2 separate regions of the Homo sapiens genome follow, and region 1 is linked to region 2. The links are chromatin loops, found by intact Hi-C in ENCODE. Cell type or tissue: PC-9. All regions are shown on one strand. Each heading gives the region's core, and the rest is flanking DNA. Links, peaks and the distances in the headings are about the cores only.

Region 1 (10,049 bases), core at 827-8,826, 190 kb after region 2:
AAGAGGAAAAATTAAAAAGAAAGTGAATAGAAAGGAAAGAAAATAAACCCGACCAACTAGCTCCTGCATTATGTACTAGTAAGAATCTGATGGATTTATCAACTGAAAAATAGTAACCAAAAGTCTGAATAAATGGTTGTCATCAAATGTTTTTGTCAAGTCAGTAAAATAATACAGCAATTTTTTTTTTTTTTTAGACGGAGTCTCGCTCTTTCACCCAGGCCGGACTGCGGTGGCGCTATCTCGGCTCACTGCAACCTCTGCCTCCTGGGTTCACGCCATTCTCCTGCCTCAGCCTCCCGAGTAGCTGGGACTACAGGCGCCCGCCACCACGCCCGGCTAATTTTTTGTATTTTTAGTAGAAACAGGGTTTCACCATGTTAACCAGGATGGTCTCGATCTCCTGACCTCGTGATCCACCGCCTCGGCCTCCCAAAGTGTTGGGATTACAGGCGTGAGCCACCGCACCCAGACTAATATAGCATTTTTAATGCTATATATTGCATTTCTTAACCTATGATGAATCTTAGACAATGGTCTCCATTTTTTAGTCTTATTGTCTTTCTTTTTAAAGTCACCAGAAATTAAGTAAAGGACGTATAACATGCTCAGAAATGCTATGAACAGGTACCCACAATTGGGTGGGTCTTTGATTTTGTTTGCCTTCCTGTAGTGTTGGAACCGTACTTCAATGTTCTGGGTAAAACTAGAGCCAGGAAAATGAACTATGCGCACATAGTTCATTTTGAAATGCAAAATGCAAAATGAAAATGTGCACATCAATTAGGAATGCTTTGGCTGAAAGTGAAAGACAATCTGGCTAACTGTGGTTTAACACATAGGGATTATTTTTCTACCTATTAAAAAAGTGATATAGGCAACTGCTGGCGTTGATTCAGTGACCCCATAATTTCAGGTCCAGCATCTCTGCAGTTCTTCTGTTCTCTTCCTCCCAATCACAAATGACCAAGACATCACCAAGTATAAAGATTAAGGCACCAGAGGCAGGTAGGAGGAGGCATTGCAAGGTACAAGTGTCAACATTTTGCTTTTATCAGAAAAGCAAAAGCTTTCTCCACAAACCACCAACAGACCACTGCCCACATCTCATGGTCTAGAACTGTGCCACCCCTAGCTGCAAGGAGGCTGGGAAAGTGAATATTTAGTTTTCTCAGCCTTTATAGGGAAGTTGGCAAGAGATAAGAAAACTGGAAACAGCTATTAGTGAAGCCAGCTAAGCTTTAATGCCTAAAATATTCTCCCTGCAACGTCCAAAATATCTACCATGAAAATGAATTCTTTGGCATTAAAAATAACTTTTAGAAGGCATCTATTTACATATACATGTTTCCTGGAAGGATGATGTAGCAACACACTGGTGCCCATTATCATTTTAGCATTAATTTATTTCTGAAGATTTGCTAGTATTTGCCTAGTACAAAGCCAAGTGTTAAGAGAATAAGATAACTAGGCTTCAACATAGTAAAAATATGCCAGGAAAATTCCAGACACCATCAGTGAACCTTATTAGTTTCAATAAGCAGGTGAAGGCATTACATTTAGCAAGTAGGCAGGGCAGGAAACACTAAAATACATTTCACCCACTGCATTATGTCTAGGATCAGCCTCAAAGCCAGCTCCTGAAGGGCATAGCAGATTGCATCTAATATGTGCCATCAAAACTGGCCCACTACTCCTTTTCAGCCTATCCGGAATCAAGCAGGCATGAAAAATGGACATCATGGAGATGTGATGACAGAAGGCACATACCTAGATTTCTTTCCTCATAGTACAGTGGTTGTTAAGAGCACAGAGTCTAGAACTAGCTAGATTCTTGGGCTCCAAATCCTGGCTCTACTAGCTCTATGACCTTATCAAGTTACTGACCATCACTGTGCTTTGGTTGCCTCATCAGTGGAAAAGATCATAGGGTTGTGATGAGAAAAACAAGTTAATAAATGTAAATAAATATGCATGGTGCATAGTAGGTACTATATAAGAGCTGGCTGCAAAAAATAAGGCCTTTCTCCTGTGATCCCATTAGTATTATGCTTTCATATTTATATGTTTTTGGTAAAGTCTTCCTTTTCTTCTTTTTCTTATATAAGAACAACATAGTTTCACTACAAAGAACTCAGAAAGGACAGGGAAGCAAAATAAACTTTTTCAAGAAAAAAAAATCCACAATCCCTTTCCTCAAGGGAAAACCACTACTAACATATCATATTTCACCCATCTATGTATTTTTATTTTTGCAATAGTGTTCTGTAACACATCTTTTTAAAATTTGACAATATATTATGGACATCTTCCACATCTAGAAATATATTTCTACAGTGTCTTTTTAGTTATCACAAAGTATTCTGTTAAATGAGTATTTCATACTTTACCTTGCCAATTTTCTGCTGTTGAATATTGGCATTATTTCTGTTTTTGTTTGGTTGTTTTTTGTTTGTTTGTTTGTTTTTGTTATTACAGATAGCACTGTGATGAACATCTTTAGAGCTAATTTCTAGTGCATGTCCATAATATTTCCATAGGATAAATTCTCAGAAATAAAATTGCTAGGTCAAAAATCATGCGTATTTTTAAGGCTTTGATGAGTGTGCTTCAATTGATCTCCAGAAAAAAAAAATGCATCCAAGTATCCATTCATTTCCTTACCCCTCTTGAAAATACTATTATTTCTGTTTCATTTACAGTTTTCCTACAATCCTTACTAAGATCCCCAAACTTGATGGTGTCTTTGATATAGCACCCACAACACACAAATCTGTGATTTCTATGTATTATTTACCCTCAGCCCTTGGCCCCTGACCTTTCATCTTAGCTGCATCTCGAGGACTTCCTCTGGTGGACTGGATTTTTACCATGATGTATTTTATGGTGGGATTGTCAACACATCAGATGGACGATGTGATTGTCAACACATACCCTGACTAATATCTAAGTCTTCTGACACACTTTTATGTGCTGCTTACTCAATTACTCAACATTTACTCATCACCAGCTGAATTTGTGAACTACATGCTAGGGAAGCAAAGATGAATAATAATAGTCTTTGACCTAGAGGATCTTCAGCTAAAGGGAGGCAGATAGGTAAAAAGATAAATCACAATGCAATGGGAAATATGCTTTTAAAACATTTTTATCCCATGTCATGATAGCAGAAATTGCTATGCAGTTCATTCATTTATTTCCATAATACATAATAGGTCCAAGCTCTATACTTTCATTTTCAAAATTTATTATTTTTTTATAACAAAGCAATACATGCTCATTTCAGAAAGATCAGAAAATGTAGACAAACAGGAAAAAAACGCTACTTTTAAACTGTAATCCCATCTGTCTTGTCACCATTAGCACTTTCATATATTAAGTTGTTTTCTACTTTTTTAAAACAAAAGTTAGATCAAAACACACATGTTGGCTGGGAGCAGTGGCTCATACCTGTAATCTCAGCAATTTGGGAGGCTGAGGCAGGCAGATCACTTGAGGTCAGGAGTTCGAAACCAGCCAGCCAACATGGTGAAACCCCATCTCAACTAAAAATACAAAAATTAGCTGGATGTGGTGGTGCATGCCTGTATTCCCTGCTACTTGGGAGGCTGAGCCAAGAGAATCATTTGAATTCGGGAGGTGGAGGTTGCAGTGAGCCTGGGTGACAGAGCGAGACTCCGTCTCAAAAACAAACAAACAAAAAACATTTCTGTGATTTGCTTTTTTCACCTAATTATCATAAACATATTTCAAGACAAAAGATATATTTCTGCATCACTTTAAATGGCTCCATATTATTCCACTATATGGATATTTACTTATTTTTAACAATCTGCCATTGTTAGACAGTTACATGTTTATATCTTTTTATAATTACTAACAATACTGCAATTGATTTTGTTGCTAAATATTTGTGCTCATTCTTATTTCTTTACCACAAATTCCAATAAGTTAAGTCATGTGATATTTGAAATGCTTTTCTCATAGTCAGATTTAGAGGCAATGGCTGTAATAGATATCTCCCAGCTCAGTTGCTTTTTGTGGCTTTGGGTTTCAGTCCTACCTGCTAAAGATTAAACTTGATCAAAGGTGCATGTTCTAAGTGACATTAGCAGTGTAGTAATCTAGGAGGTCATAGCCCTTGTCCTGCCACAAAAAAAAAAAAAAAAAAAAAAAAAAAAAAAAAATTTCATAAGCTCCATAGACAAATATAGCCCCAGGAAAGCTCTGGAGTACAATTAAGAAGATGCAGCAATCTAAAAGAACTGAGAACACCCACATAGAATACGGTAGGAAGCGTTTTGCCTGCATTCACCTCATTCCCCAGACAAGCAGAGCCCAGTGAAGAAGAATTTCTTCTGCTGTGAGTCCCCCAGTTGGGAAAAAAAGAGAGCAAAAGGACTTGGCAGGCTTCACCATCGAGGACCCCAGCAGTCATTGTGCTAAGGCCCTGCAGTCTTTGCCAAGAGTAACCCCAGCTGCCAGAGTCACCCAGAGCCCATCAAGCTACTTCCTCATGCCAGCCACAGATAAAGGTCTTTCCCTACCAAAGACAGTCTGTAAAGTTTGAAAGAGGTGACTGTTTCTTCAAATGCACAGACACCAATAGGGTCATATCTTAAAGATATTGTGGTTTGGGTTTCAGACCACTGCAATAAAGTAAATATGCAGTAAAGTGAGTCACACAAATTTGTTGGCTTCCCAGTGCATATAAAATATGTTGATATTATACTGTAGTCTATAAAGTGTGCAACAGCATTATTTCCAAAAAACAATGTACATATCCTAATTTAAAAATACCTCATTGCTAAAAAAAAGGCTAATGATCATCTCCTTGATCCACGGGCTGCAAAATAGATGTTGTGTTAGCAGGCAAAAATCAACTTTAAGGCTGGGCATAGTGGCTCATGCCTGTAATCCCAGAAGTTTGGGAGGCCAACGTGGGTGGATCACCTGAGGTCGGGAGTTCGAGACCAGCCTGATCAACATGGAGAAACCCCATCTCTAGTAAAAATATGAAATGAGTGAGGCATGGTGGTGCATGACTGTAATCCCAGCTATTCAGGATGCTGAGGCAGGAGAATCACTTGAACCCAGGAGGCAGAGGTTGCAGTGAGCCGAGATTGCACCATTGCACTCCAGCCTGGGCAACAAGAGCAAAACTCCATCTAAAAAAAAAAAAAAAAAACCAATTTTAGTTTTCTTATCTATCTCCATCAGAGAGAGATCTTGGGTGACTAAGCACATTGTCAATGAGCAGTAATATTTTGAAAGAAATATTTTATTGTGATAAGTAGGTCTCAACAGTAGGATTAAAATATTCAGTAAACCATGCTGTAAACAGATGTACTATCATCCAGTTTTGTTGTTCCATTTTTAGAGCACAGGCAGTGTAGAGTTAGCATAACTCTTAAGGGTCCTGGAATTTTCAGAATGGTAAATGAACACTGGCTTCACCTTAAAGTCATAAGCTGCATTAGCCCCTAATGAGAGAGTCAGCCTGTTCTTTGAAGCTTTGAAGCCAGGCATTGACATCTCTCTAGCTATGAAAGTCCTAGATTACATCATCTGATAGAAGACTGTTTCATTTACACTGAAAATATGTTGTTTACTGTAGCTACCTTCATCAGTGATCTTAACTAGATATTCTGGATAACTTGCTACAGCTTCTAAATCATCTTTTACTGCTTCACCTTGCACATTTATGTTATAAAGATGACCTATTTCCTTAAACCTCATGAGCCATCTTCTGCTAGCTTCCGACTTTTCTTCTGCAGCTTCCTCACCTCTCGCTGCCTTCACAGAATTGAGGAGTGTTAAGTCATGGCTCTAGGTTATGGCTTGGCCTAAGGGAATATTGTGCCTGGTTTGATCTTCCATCCAGACCACTAAAACTTTCTTCATATCAGCAGAAAGTTTGTTTCACTTTTTTTAAAATATCATTTGTGTGTTCACTGGAGTATTACTTTTAATTTCCCTCAAGAACTTTTCTGGACAAGGCATGGTGACTCATGCCTGTAATCCCAGCACTTTGGGAGGCCAAGGCAGGCAGATCACCTGAGGTCAGGAGTTTGAGACCAGCCTGACCAACATGGTGAACACCATTTCTACTAAAAATACAAAATTAGCTGGGCATGGTGGTACATGTCTGTAACCCCAGCTACTCAGGAGGATGAGGCAGGAGAATTGCCTGACCACAGGAGGCAGAGGTTGCAGTGAGCCAAGATTGTGCCACTGCACTCCAGCCTGGGTGACAGAGCAAGACTCCATCTTAAAAAAAAAAAAAAAAAAAAAAAGCTTTTCCTTTGCATTCACAGCTTGGCTGTTTGGCACCACAGGCCTAGCTTTTGGCCTGTCTTGACTTTTAACATGCTTTCCTCACTAGGCTTAATCACTACTAGGTTTTGATTTAAATTAAGAGACATGCAACTTTTCTTTCACTTGAACATGTAGAGTCCATTGTAAGGTTATTAACTGACCTAATTTCTATACTGCTGTGTCTCAGGGAATAGGAAGAGAGATGTCTCAAGGGAAGAAAGAGAGATGAGCGAGTGGCTGGTTGGTAGAGTGATTGGAACATACACAACATTGCCGTGGCTCATGCCTGTAACCTTCCACTTTGGGAGTCTGAGGAGGGCAGATCATCTGAGGTCAGAAGTTCAAGACAAGCCTGGCCAACATGGCAAACCCCCGTCTCTACTAAAATACAAAAATTAGTGGGGCATGGTGGTGCACACCTGTAGTCCCAGCTACTCAGGAGGCTGAGGCAGGAGAATCACATGCTGAGGATTTCTCAGCAGAAACCTTGCAGGCCAGGAAAGAGTGAGATGTTATATTTAAAGTACTGAGAAAGAAAAAAAATTGTCAACCAAGAATATTATACCTAGCAAAACTATCCTTAAAAAAGAAAGAAAGATAAACTTTTTTTCAGACAAACAAAAATTGAGACAGTTTGTCACCACTAGATCTGTCTTGTAAGAAATGCTTAAGGGAGTTATTTAAATTGAAATGAAAACATGATAAACAGCAACATGAGAGCATATGAAAGCACATATCTCACTGTCTATATATTCAGTAAACCATGCTCTAAACAGATATACTGTCATCCAGGATTTATTGTTCCATTTATAGAGCACAGGCAGAGAGTGGATTTAGCATAACTCTTAAGGGCCCTAGGATTTTCAGAATGGTAAATGAGCATTGGCTTCCCTTTAAAGTCATGAGCTGCATTAGCCCCTAACAAGAGAGTCAGCCTGTTGTTTGAAGCCAGGCATTGACTTCAGGTAAATATATAGACAAATACAGAATAATGTATCAATGTAATGGCATTGCATAAATTACTTTTAACCCTAATATCAAAGTTAAAAGACAAAAAATATTTAGAATAAATATAACCGGGGCAGGTATGGCAGCTCATGCTTAAAATCCCAGCATTTTGGGAGGCTGAGGTGGGTAGATCAGTTGAGGCCAGGAGTTCAAGACAAGCCTGGCCAACTTGGTGAAACCCCATCTCTACTATAACTACAAAAATTATCTGGGTATGGTGGCACACGTCTGTAATCCCAGCTACTCAAGTGGCTGGGGCACAAGAATCACTTGAACCTGGGAGGCAAAGGTTGCAGTGAGCCACGATCATGTCACTGCACTCCAGCCTGGGTGACAGAACAAGATTCTGTATCAAAAAAAAAAAAAGGCACAACTATAACCACAAATACCTGTTAATGGATACACAATATAAAAAGAAATAAACTCTGGCTACAAGAACAAAAATATGTATGTATGTGGCAGGGGCAAAAGTGTATAGTTTTTGTATGTAATTAAAGTTAAATTGTTACAAACATAAAATATGCAGATATAGCTACAAGATATTCGATTCCAGCTTTGAGGTAAACACAAAGAAAAAAAATAATAGGTGCACAAAAGATAAAAAGAAAAGAATCCAAGTAAATCACTGCCAAAACAAAGAAAAAATCACCAAATAACAAAAGAAGATAGAAAGTAAGGAAGAGAACAAAATAACTGCAAAACAAGCAAACAGAAACAACAAGATGGCAATAGTAAGTCCTCACTTACCAATTTACTTTAAATGTAAAAGGACTGCAAGAGACTCACTTTAGATTTAAGGACACACATGGGCTGAAAGTGAAGGAATGAAAAAATATATTCCATGCAAATGGTAACCAAAAGAGAAGAGGGTTGGTTATACTTATATCAGACAAAATAGACTGATATAGACAGATAGATAGATAGATAGATGATAGATAGATAGATAAAACTGTTTCTAGAGATAGATGAGGTCATTATATGATGACAAAAGCACAGTTAACAGAAACATGTAATAATTATAAATACTGTACACACTCTACATCAGAGTACCTAAATATATATGCACATATTGACAGACCCAAAAGGAGAAATTAACAGCAATACAATAATAGTAGAACTTTAATATCCTTCTTTCAATAACAGAACATCCAGATTGAAAATCAATAAAGAAACTTGAAAAGAAAACTAACTTGAACAACACATTAGACCAAATGGACCTAACAGACATATATACAGAACTATCCAACAGCAGAATAAACATTCTTCTCAGGTATACACAACGCATTCTCCATGATAGATCACATATTAGTTACAAAACAAGACTTAGCAAATTTAAGAAGATTGAAATCATTCCAGGCATTTTTTGGACCACAATGGAATGAAACTAGAAATCAGCAACAGAAAGAAAATGGGAACATTCACAAATATGTGGAAATTAACAATACACTCATGAACAACCGTTGGGTCAAAGAGGAAATCAAAGTTAATTTTTAAAATATCTCAAGACAAATGAAAATGAAAACACAACATACCAAAACTTATGAGATGCAGCAATAGCAGAACTTACAGGGTGGTTAATAGTGATTAATATCTATGTTAATGAAGAAAATCTTGAATAACTCACCTAACTTTAAACTTTGAGGAACTAAAAAAAGAGCAACACTAAGCCTAAAGTTAGCAGAATGAAACAATAAAGATTAGAGCAGAAATGAATAGAGTAGAAAAACAATAGAAAAAATCAACACAACTAAGAGTCGGGTTTTTGAAAAGATAAAATTGACAAACCCTTAGTTAGACTAACAAAGAAAAAGAGAGGGGAGAGAGAGAGAGACTCAGATAAACCCAGAAATGAAAGAGGAGACATCACAAAGGGTGCCTCAGAAACAAAAAGGATTATAAAAGACTATTATGAACAATTATATGCCAACAAATTGGATAACCTAGAAGAAATCAATAAATTCTTAGTAATATACCACCTACAAAAACCGAACCAAGAATAAATAGGCTGAACAAACAAATAACAAATAAGGAGATTGAATCAGTAATAAAAAAATCTTCCAACAAAGAAAAGCCTAGGACCAGATGGCTTCACAGTGAATTATATCAAACATTCAAAGAAGAATGGTGTATATGTGACACATTTTCTTACATATACACCATGGAATACTATGCAGCCATAAAAAATGATGAGTTCATGTCCTTTGCAGGGACATAGATGAAGCTGGAAACCATCATTCTCAGCAAACTAACACAGGAACAGAAAACCAAACACCGCATGTTCTCACTTATAAGTGGGAGTTGAACAATGAGAACACATGGACACAGGGAGGGGAACATCACACACCAGGGCCTGTTGGGGGTGGGGGGCTAGGGGAGGGATAGCATTAGGAGAAATACCTAATGTAGATGACGGGTTGATGGGTGCAGCAAACCTCCATGGCACCTGTATACCTATGTAACAAACCTTCACATTCTGCACATGTATCTCAGAACTTAAAGTAATAAAAATATAAAATATAAAATAAAATATAAAATATAAAATATAAAATAAAAATATAAAAAAAATAAAAATATAAAGTAATAAAAAAATAAAAAATAAATAAACAAAAAAGAATGAATACTAATCCTTCTTAAAGATGTTAATAATAGGGGAAACTGGGTGTAGGGCCTATGTAGACTCTCTGGACTACCTCCACAATTTTTTTAAGCTAAAGGTATCCTAA
Region 2 (10,049 bases), core at 1,328-9,327:
CAAGTCCCCAGTAGAGTCACCACCAAAAGGTTGTAGTCCATTCCATCAGTGTCACAAATCAAATTCTCTTTCTCTTCCCCGGCCGGGGGTCTCTCAATCAGTTGAAGAAACCCCCAAAAAATGCTTGGAAAGGCAATCCCAAATTGTTTGGAATAGCACGACTGTTTGCTTATTAGATAAGTATGTTTTATTCCCAAGAGTATTTATAATTAAGTATAGAACTGATAAATTATTTCAAATCTATAGAATAATATATTATCCTAAAGAATACTGTTAAAGAATATTTCATGTTAGGCCAGGTGTGGAGACTCATGCCTGTAATTCTAGCATTTTGGGAAGCCGAGATGGGAAGATCTCTTGAGCCCAGGATTTCAAGACCAGCCTGAGCAATACAGAGAGATTTTTTTGTAGAGATACTGTCTCTACAAAAAAAAAATGCATGTTAAAGATGCTAAGGGATAATTTATATATACTTAGTATTTTAAGAGCATATGATCTCATGCTACAGAATCTCACACTTTATGCCCTAAAATTGGAGGCAAGTAATTTTGAGACATGGGCAACATCCAGTTTGGAGAATTGGCATGAAGAGATAAGTATACATTCTTAGGTGTCACTGTTCATTTTCAAAACATCCCAGGTAGATACAATGTGGTCTGTAGAAAAAATAAAAGGTTATGAGATGCCTCTGTGTCAGAATTTGCTAAACAGATTAATCCCCAAGTCAATTCCTGGAACAAAAGCTTTGGGGAGGTTACATTAAAGTGCCTAACTCAGACTCTTGAATTTCTTAAAAATATAAAATCTGAAGCACTTCTGGAGAAGATGGTGCATACTTCCCTAAAGTCCAGCCAACAAGGTTAATGAAAAAAACAAGCCCCCGGGAAAAGAGCTTAAGGCAAATTCTTATTTTAACCCAACCTTACCTTTTGGCACTACTGGGCACAATGCTAACCGTCCTTTGTTCTGATCTTGGAAGAGAAAGTCTTTCCTCTGCAGCTTTCTTGGGATCCCCAGGCGACGGGGGATTCAACCCTTCTCAGGAGGCTTCTGTGATCATCTGGGACATGGAGGCAGCAGAACTGAGTGGAAGATTTCCTGGACAAGCATGTTCCAGGCGCCCCTGCCTAACCAGGTTTGGGCATTATCCCCAGTTTTGCACTAGTGTTATGCGTTTGATTCCTGCAATGTCTGTCCTCTCTCATGACAGGAAAGACACAGGTCACTTCTTGCATAAGGCTACAAAGGGTCATACTCTGTAGGTTTCTAGCACTCTTTCCATGGTCCCCAGGGGCTGAGAGGCAAGTCTCTTGACTTAAGGATAAAATAGTCGCTGGGAGATGAATGGCCCTGCAGTGAACAGAGATCTTAATCATCTACAGGTTTTGTGTACAGCAACCACAGTACTAGGCTTTACCGAGAGACAAAGACCCAAGAGCACAGTGGAGGGCACACCAGCAAAACAGATCAGCAAGGCAGAGAGGCCCGGAAGAAAGGCAGGGCGCAACATGTTAGTCGTCAGCATATTGGTCAGGTGATTAAGGTAAGAGTTCCTAGGAAAGACAAATGAAAATATCGATGTTGTAGTTCGGGTAGGAACTGTGAAAGTCTTCCCTTTCTGGTCATATTCATCACCCACAATGTGACCATCCCTGTAACAGTCATCATATAATCAGCATCATCATCAGTGCAGATAAACTAAATGAGTGACAATATGCATCATGCTATTCATCACGCCCAACACACCCATCCCTGAAACCATCATCGCAGCCTCACCATCTTTACCTTCATCAGCACCAGAATGTCTGAGGAAATGTAAATTCATGCATCATGCTGTGGTCTTCCACTAAAAGGGGAAGAAAAATCTAGATCCATCCCAGCCCTCTAGGAATGTGTTATTATCATTACTGTTATTATTGGCTAAAATGTATTGATGCTTACCACAGGCACAGTGTAAGAAACCTTACAATAACCTGTAAGGGGTTAATGCCCTCATATTACAGGTGAGAAGATAGATTCAGAGAGGTTAAGTGATGTTTCCAAGATCACAGAACTAAGGAGTGGTGGAGCTGGGATGTGGACTCAGGCTGTTCGGCTTTACAACCCACACACCTCACTGGGATATAATATTGCCTCCTACAGCCTCCTCCAGTGGTCTGCAAATTGGAGTATGTACAGGAGGATCCACTGAGGGGAAGATGAAGATATTAGAATTGCTATTCATTTTTAATTCTCACTTCATACTTTTAGTTTCTGTTTTATAATATACTTAATTTACCAGTGTGATAGAGTACATAATGTAATTTATAAGTAAATAATTTATATTGCAGAAAATAGTAAGGGTACATGCTTAATTATCTACGGATAGAAGTGTGCAGCCAAAACAGCTAGGAGGCTGGGCACAGTGGCTCATGCCTCTAATCCCAGCTTTGGGAGGCCAAGGTGGGCAGATCTTCTAAGATCAAGAGGTCAAGACCAGCCTGGCCAACATGGCAAAACTCCATCTCTACTAAAGATACAAAAAAACAAAAAAAAAATCCAGGCATGGTGGCAGGTGCCTGTAGTCCCACCTACAACTCAGGAGGCTGAGACACAAGAATCACTTGAATCTGAGAGGTGGAGGGTGCAGTGAGCCGAGATCGCACCAGTGTACTCCAGCACAGGCAACAGAGACTCTGTCTCAAAAAATAAAAATAAAAATAAAAAAAAAGCTAGGAGACCCTTGGTCTGGAAAAAACTGACGTGTCCAACCCCATAGCTAGGCAAATGGAAAATTATATACAGTGGATCTGAGATTACCTCTGGACAAACACAATCAGTGTATACAATTGTGAATCCTGGTATGATGTTCTGCAGAATTAAAGTCTTGGTTTCAGCAAGTGACAAAAATTATGACATAACTTTCTTAATGGCCCTTCTAAGTTTATCTGACAAATTGATCTCACTAGTCTATGTATAATAGAATGATCCTATTATTATGGTATCCGTGTTAGAAACAGTAAACATGGATTAGTTGTCTGATACATTTTTAAATTAAAGAAATACAGTTTCTTCCCTTTCTAAAACCCTTATGAAAATGCACCTAATTGTTCTTCATTTAAAAAGTAGATACATGTTTTAAAGGGAATGCTTACGTTTAGGACATACATCGTGCAATACTGAAGTCACAAGATGTCTGAGACATGCTTCAAAATAAACTGAAGTCAGAGAGCAGATGGGAACCAGAAGAGGCAGAACTGACCACAGGTTGATCACTGTTGAGGTTTGGAGATAGATATTTAGGGTACATGATGTTATTCTGCCAACTTCTGTGTATGTTTTAAGTTCCATAATAAATAGTTTAATATTTAAAATATTTTTTAAACTGTCACAACTTGATTTTTTTTTCTCTTGAGCACTGTCAGAGCCCACCTCCCAACTGAGAAAGGAGAGGCATGATCTAATGTGGATTTCACAGAATTTATAGTGTGCCCTTTCCTGCCTTCACGAAATGTGTTAAATGTGCATACATCATTTGCTATTGTGTTAGAATCAATCTCATCCTATAAATACAATTAATAGGGGGAAAAGAGGATCTGATTGAAAAAATCATTATATAGCTGTACAGGGAAAAATTAAGGAAGGAAGCAAATCTCATGTATCATTGAATCGAATGTCCTTTGAAGACATTTTTCCACTAATATTGTTGGTGTGGGTAGCAATGATAGGACTTTTCACACATACGGGGTCATATATGATCTCTCCCTCCTGTGGTTCTTTTTTTTTTTTTTTTTTTTTTTTTTGAAATGGAGTCTCACTCTGTTGCCCAGGCTAGAGTGCAATGGCACAATCTCACAATCTCGGCTCACTGCAACCTCCACCTCCCGTGTTCAAGCGATTCTCCTGCCTCTGCCTCAGCCTCCTGAGTAGCCGGGATTACAGGCACATGCCACCACATCTGGCTAATTTTTGTATTTTTAGTAGAGATGGGGTTTCACTGTGTTGGCCAGGCTGGTCTCGAACTCCTGACCTTAGGTGATCCACCCGCGTAGGCCTCCCAAAGTCCTGGGATTACAGGCGTGAGTCACCGCGCCTGGCCTCCTGCGGTTCTAAAGGCTGAGACCATTGACTTAGAATCTGAGTTAGAATCTGAGTGTCCGCACTCAGAGGGACAAGAAGCTGTTTGGAGGACCCCAGACACGTTCAAGGGAAACACAGTGAGATGCAGACCAGAGTTCCCATAAGAAAAAGAAACCAACAAATGGTGACTGCTCTACCACTGGAATTAAACTGTGGAGCAATTCACCTACATCATCACTAAACAGTGCAGAGAAGACAAGGAACAGTGGGCTCGATGACAGCCCAGAGCTACTGAAAAAGCAAGAAATTGCTCCCAAAGGAAACACCCACCTGTGGGCCATACCACCGCTCCAAGAAACAAGAGCCAGATGCCAAGAGGCCTCAGGGAAGAGTCCTTCCAGAGTTCAGCCTCCAAGCACTCTTCAATCCTTTGTGTTCTGAGTAAGAATTTCCACACTAAGAGCTCAATTCCAATTACACCCCAAGATAGTATCAAAATGATAGGTAAATACAGTCCCAGCTTTCTGGCCAGGCAGCCAAAGCACACAGTGCCACAGGGGAAAAAATGGGCTGATTCAGATCTCTTGTGGTTATGACGTCTTCTTGGAGAGCAGCTGAAGGCAGCCGCGAGCAGTGTTTGTCAGGTGGTGCTACCAGGAAAGCACTGATGAGAAGCACAGGCGCGCTTATTGTGACATGGGCTTTCCTAGGAAGGGAGAAGAGGCAGCCATCTCTCAGTGATGTTTGAGATGAAACAAAAGAGAGTTATGGATGAGCCAGGGTGATGTGAGAAGCTGGAGTCCCTGGGTCCAGCTGGAGTCTGTGCAGTGGCAAGAGTCCTAGATTCACAAAATCTCAGAGATGGGAGAGGTTTGACTAGTGTCAACTCTCCCCCAGGTAGGGGAACCAAGGGGCGGTTTGGGGTGTGGCTTTAGATTCCCCATAATCTCAATTAGCAACCCTCCAAGTCGCCCCAAATAAACACACACTCTAAAGGAAAGAACAGTGCTTGATCTGCACATGCTGTTTCAAGGAAAATTCCCGTCACCCCTTATGAAGAGATCAGCACCCCTATGCCTCTCCTACATAGGAATTTTGGAAGCTTCTCTGCCCTTCCCACCCTTCCTAGATATCTAATACTTGAATCAGCCCTACCAGTAGTCAACATCCTTTGAGATTAGAGCTTCACAGCCCCTGGTGGAAGCCCACTCCATCTGTGAATGGCACCTTCTGAACATTTTTTTCCTAACCATTTGGTAATACAGATTATGAGCCTGAAAGGTTCACATTCCTTATAAACCGGTAATTAATTTCTTGATTCTGCACAGAGGAAGTGCCTCTCAATATGATAAAAGTTCAACACAAAAATATGTTTTCACAACACTGTTTAAAACAGCAAATATTTGGAAACAACAGAATACTAATAATGGATGGCACACCCACTGGATTCTATAATCTTCAGCCATTAAAAATGATGTTCAAGGCTGGGGCCAATGGCTCACACCTGTAATTCCAGCACTTTGGGAGGCCAAGGTGGGCGGATCACCTGAGGTCAGGAGTTCAAGACCAGCCTGGCCAACATGATGAAACCCCATCTCTACTAAAAATGCAAAAATTAGCCAGGCATGGTGGCATGCACCTCTGGTCCCAGCTACTTGGGAGGCTGAGGCAGGAGAATCATTTGAACCCAGTAGGCGGAGGTTGCAGTGAGCTGAAATTGTGCCACTGCACTCCAGCCTGGGCAACAGAGTGAGACTCTGTCAAAAAAAAAAAAAAAATTCCTATAGAGAATATAGCAATACAAGAAGAATGTAGAATACAAAAACATGTTTATGATGCTGAAATGTTCAAAGAAACCAGTACACTAAATTCAATATTCATTAGGCTCCATTCATATTTTTAAAGGAAGGAAACCGATTATAAAAACGACTAAAAATGATCCCACTTATAAGAGGCGCCAAGAATGTCAAATTCATAAAAACAGAAAGTAAAATGGTGGTCACCAGGGTAGGGGGAGGGGAATGGGGAGTTATCATTTAATGGATATGGAGTTTCAGTCTGGGGTTATAAAATCTGGAGATAGATGGTGGTGATGGTTGCACGGCAATATAAATGTACTTAATGCCACTGAACTCTACACTTAAAAATGGCTACAATGGTAAATTCTACGTTACATATATTTTACCACAATTTAAAAATGCACCTAAAAAATGACTAGAAGGAAATAAACCAAAAGTTAAGAGAAACTGTATTTGCGTAGACTTTGTTTGATGGTTTTTGCTTTGTTTTGCTTTTTTCCTATTTCTAATTTTCTGTATTCTCTAAACTGTCTACAAGGAATCAGTTTAGTTGTTCTTGGAAAATCCAATAGGTCTTCTTTTTAAAAACTAAGTTCAACATGATATTAAATAAAATAATGTCTAATGTCTTTCTACATGTTTTTCAGGGCACTAATAGCACAATTTCCTCACTTAGGTTAAATATTTTGCCTAGCTTGATTACCCTGCCCATTTTACAGGGGAGGAAACTGAGCCTTATAAAGGTCAGGTAACCTCCTGGGATCAGAGTGTGTTGGCAGGAACAGTTTTGAGAATGATAACCATCAAAACCTCAGGCCATTTTTTGCTGAATGTGGCCAGCATAGACCACCAGGATTCAGTTTGCCCTTGGACACAAGTTTCTTCAAGAAGGAAGAAATCCATCTATTAACTGGGATTCCAACTAGCCTCTACCTTCAATTATTTTTTTAGCTTTCATGATAAAGAAACTTCTGATTTTTTAAAAACTATCTTGAATTTAATCCAAAAAAGTCAATTTCTTGATGGATCGTATAGCCAACTAATAAACTTCAGCAAACTTCTAAAGTTTCTGCTTTTCAAGATTAGGGCACTGGGGACTTGAAACTCTGGATCATTAAGGACTCAAGCGCAAGAGGTGGGACACACTGAGGCAGGAAACTTAGACTCAGCTATTTTGGAATAGTTTTTTTACGGCAAGGGCTAGTAGTGGTTTAATATTATAATTTCATACACGTTCATCAATTAGAATATGAAATTACCCAAAGCACCCATTTCTCCCACATTCTGATTATTTTTTCCTTTAAATAAACAAGCAGAGAGTATCCAGAGGACTTATATCTTAGGCTCTGAAAGGTACAATGAAGATGATCCCACACCTGTTGGTGTTCTAGGCATCACTTTTCCTAGTCCCCCTTCATTCTGATTCCCAGCTAACTTTGAGTTGCCTTTATTGCCAGCTCAGTGACCTGAAGAATAAAAAAATCAGGTAGTTCATGCCAGACACAAGAAATATTTATAAGCCCTTTGCTAAATCCCCTGAAACAAAGAAAAGCAATTCTAGTATCCAGCACCTAGTAATTAAGGAACAACGCCTCATTAGTAACAGAGGGAATATAGAGCAATGAGAGGTCTCAGCCCAAACTCCTGCCGAGCCTAAGAACCAGCTGTGTCAGCGGAGGAAACAGATACCAGTGAGTCAGTCATACTTAGTATGCACTGACAGCCATCAAATTTAGAGGGCATTTTGTGAATCCACATGGGATTGTCTTCTGGGGCTCCAAATCCCGTGGAAATCACAAGAATAAGATGGAGCCCCTTGGAAATAGTTAACTCCAGAGAATTCATAGCAAAAGGCCTAACCAGGCATAGGGAAGCAGCTTCATTGCAAATGTCAACTCTGACCAATGGGGCCATGCAGGATGCTGGATTGCAATGGGTCTGAGTCTATGGTCACAGAGAGGAGAAGTGGTGTGCACCCTTGTGAACGTGTCGGGAGACAGGGGCTGGCAGCAACCATGTCAGGCATTTATTTGCCATCTCTGGCCCAAACTGTCATGAAAATTTCTCTTCCAAAAAGAGACTGCCCAGGCAACACGAGTCTTAGGCAAAATTGAGAAGAAGATAAAGTTCACTTTTAGCAGACCTCGCTCACTTTCTTCTAACATTCCCCTTCTCCCAGTCTCCATCACCCAATTAACTTTATGTTTTCTCACTAATATCTCAGCCCCTCCATTTTCTCCAGGGAGCTAATGACAAACAATGATTTGAAGAATGTACATCTTAAGGGAATCAAAATGTCCATCCAACGAGCTGGTGCGTGGGCACGGGGACCACCAGATGGTGAGAGGAGAGGAAAGGGATTCTCCTCACTCCCAATCCCATCCCTCCCCCACGGATGTCTCTGACAGAAATCCCTGAATCTGAAAAAAAGGAGAAATCAGTGTTCCCACTGCTTCATCCCACCAGCCCTAACTCTGGTTTCCTTCTGTTACCAGCACAAATACAAAGAGTTTTCCACAAAATCTCAGGAACAGTCCCAAGACCCACGTTAGCCTAACTAGAAGCGTCACACTGGGCCCAAGAAAGAAGTCACGTGACACTTTTTCTGGGTTTATTGCCTTCCTCCAATAACTACCACTAATTCACCTACACCATCCCTTCTCTCACCCCAGACCTGGCTCAAGGTGCCAAGAAAGATAGAAGGATAGAGAAGGAGAAATTCAAATAATGGAGGAAGAACGGACATTGTGTGGCCAACACTTAGATACCAGCCTTCTAAGGGACTTCCATGTGTTCCATTTGACTCTGTGCCATAGACAGATGCCCCTCAGAACCTCTCTTTCTCCTCAAAGTCCCAAGGATTGGCATCCCAAGCATCTGGCTTGCGGTCTCTGGCATCCCTGCCCAGGACTCAGAAGCCCACTGCACACAAACAGGTACATCTGCAGGTGGAAGAAGGAAGGGGATGCACACCCAGAAGCCATCTTTATTCCTCGTCAAGAGGAAGGACAAAGCAGGCTTGGACAAAGGCAGAGGAATATAGACTAGGCTCTCCCTACCTCATGTCTGGGGTAGTACTCTGTCTGACCCAAAGGTGAGACTCCAAGCTTATTGCTATAAAATCTAGATCCAAGCCTAGCAGGCTGAGCTCACTAGAGTAGAGTGCAGTCTTTGTTCTGGCTGCGTATGCTCAATTTGCTTGGGAAGCAGACCCAAGGTCACCCGAGGACACTTTCTATTCTGTTCTGAACCAAAGGAGTTTAGAAGCTACCCTTGCAAACCTCTAGGTCTCTGGACCCACTTCTCTGCCCCCAAACATAGCTAGGAAATTTTTTAAAAATAATGAATGAATGTTAAATAAATGGGTGAACTAATAGCTAACTCAGGCCCTTCAAGACCATAGGCTATCCCCAGAGACAAGCTTCTTTGACTAAATCCTCAGCTGGGAAGGATTAAAGGCCGGTCACCCCACCCTCTGCATGGAGGCAGCTGCTCTCAGCAAGCCTTCTTATAGCTAAGTTAGACTCACCAAGGGATTCTCTGTTACCTCCTACCCAGTCTTTGTCCACCCAGTCAGGACATGGTGCCTCTACTGGGCCAGCCAGCCCAGCACTCATCTGGCCAGCCTGGCTACTCCCTCTTCCCTGTGCCCACCAGGGAGAGAAAGGCAAGTACGTGGCACAGGTGAATTGCAAGGACTGACTTCAGTATAAATCATGGGTCAGTCATTTTTGGCTGAAAAACTCAGCAAGTTACTTAATTCCTATGTGTCTCTGTTTCCTAAACTGTAGTCAGGGGATAATGACATCTACTTCATTGGTATTAGACTCCCTTCACTAGAATGCAAATGTCACAGAAAGGGGCTGCCAGGATGCTTAACCTCAGGGCACACCATTCATAAGGTGGCCCATGTATGTGGCTCCCCCTAGAGTTGTGTGCTGTTAATTGCATGTAGTAGCCCTGCCACCAGAACAGGGATTTTGTCTGTCTTGTCCCTTGATCTAAATTAAGCACCTAGAATAATGCCTGGCTCATAGTAGGAACTCAATAAATATGTGTTGGGTGAATGAATAGAAGCTTTGTAAGGATTTAAGTAAATAATTTTCATAAAAGGACTGTCTTTTGAGTCAATGCTCAATAAATGATAGTAGTGATTATTGTTGTTGATAATGTTATTAAGTATAATGGGAA

The links. Peaks named below come from ENCODE experiments on the same cell type or tissue, not always from the same donor. Only the 100,000 strongest peaks of a DNase experiment are listed, where the experiment ranks them.
Region 1: it touches region 2 in a loop (2.7-fold over the local background); 2 of 110 quality-filtered maps call a loop at or near these places.

The regions. Positions count from the first base shown.
Region 1 is chr11:34,373,784-34,383,832 of GRCh38, reverse strand. No RefSeq gene overlaps it. Among named protein-coding and RNA genes, the nearest start is that of ABTB2, 21 kb to the right of the region's middle. In PC-9, for the core only: no CTCF peak of the experiment used is centred there; DNase peaks (open chromatin) are centred at 2,982, 4,072 and 4,572; H3K27ac peaks cover 2,540 bases.
Region 2 is chr11:34,565,344-34,575,392 of GRCh38, reverse strand. It overlaps LINC02707 (long intergenic non-protein coding RNA 2707), which reads right to left and starts at 4,498. Exons shown (of 3, transcript XR_931181.3): 1 at 4,390-4,498; 2 at 927-1,060. In PC-9, for the core only: no CTCF peak of the experiment used is centred there; a DNase peak (open chromatin) is centred at 4,552; H3K4me3 peaks cover 427 bases; H3K27ac peaks cover 1,396 bases.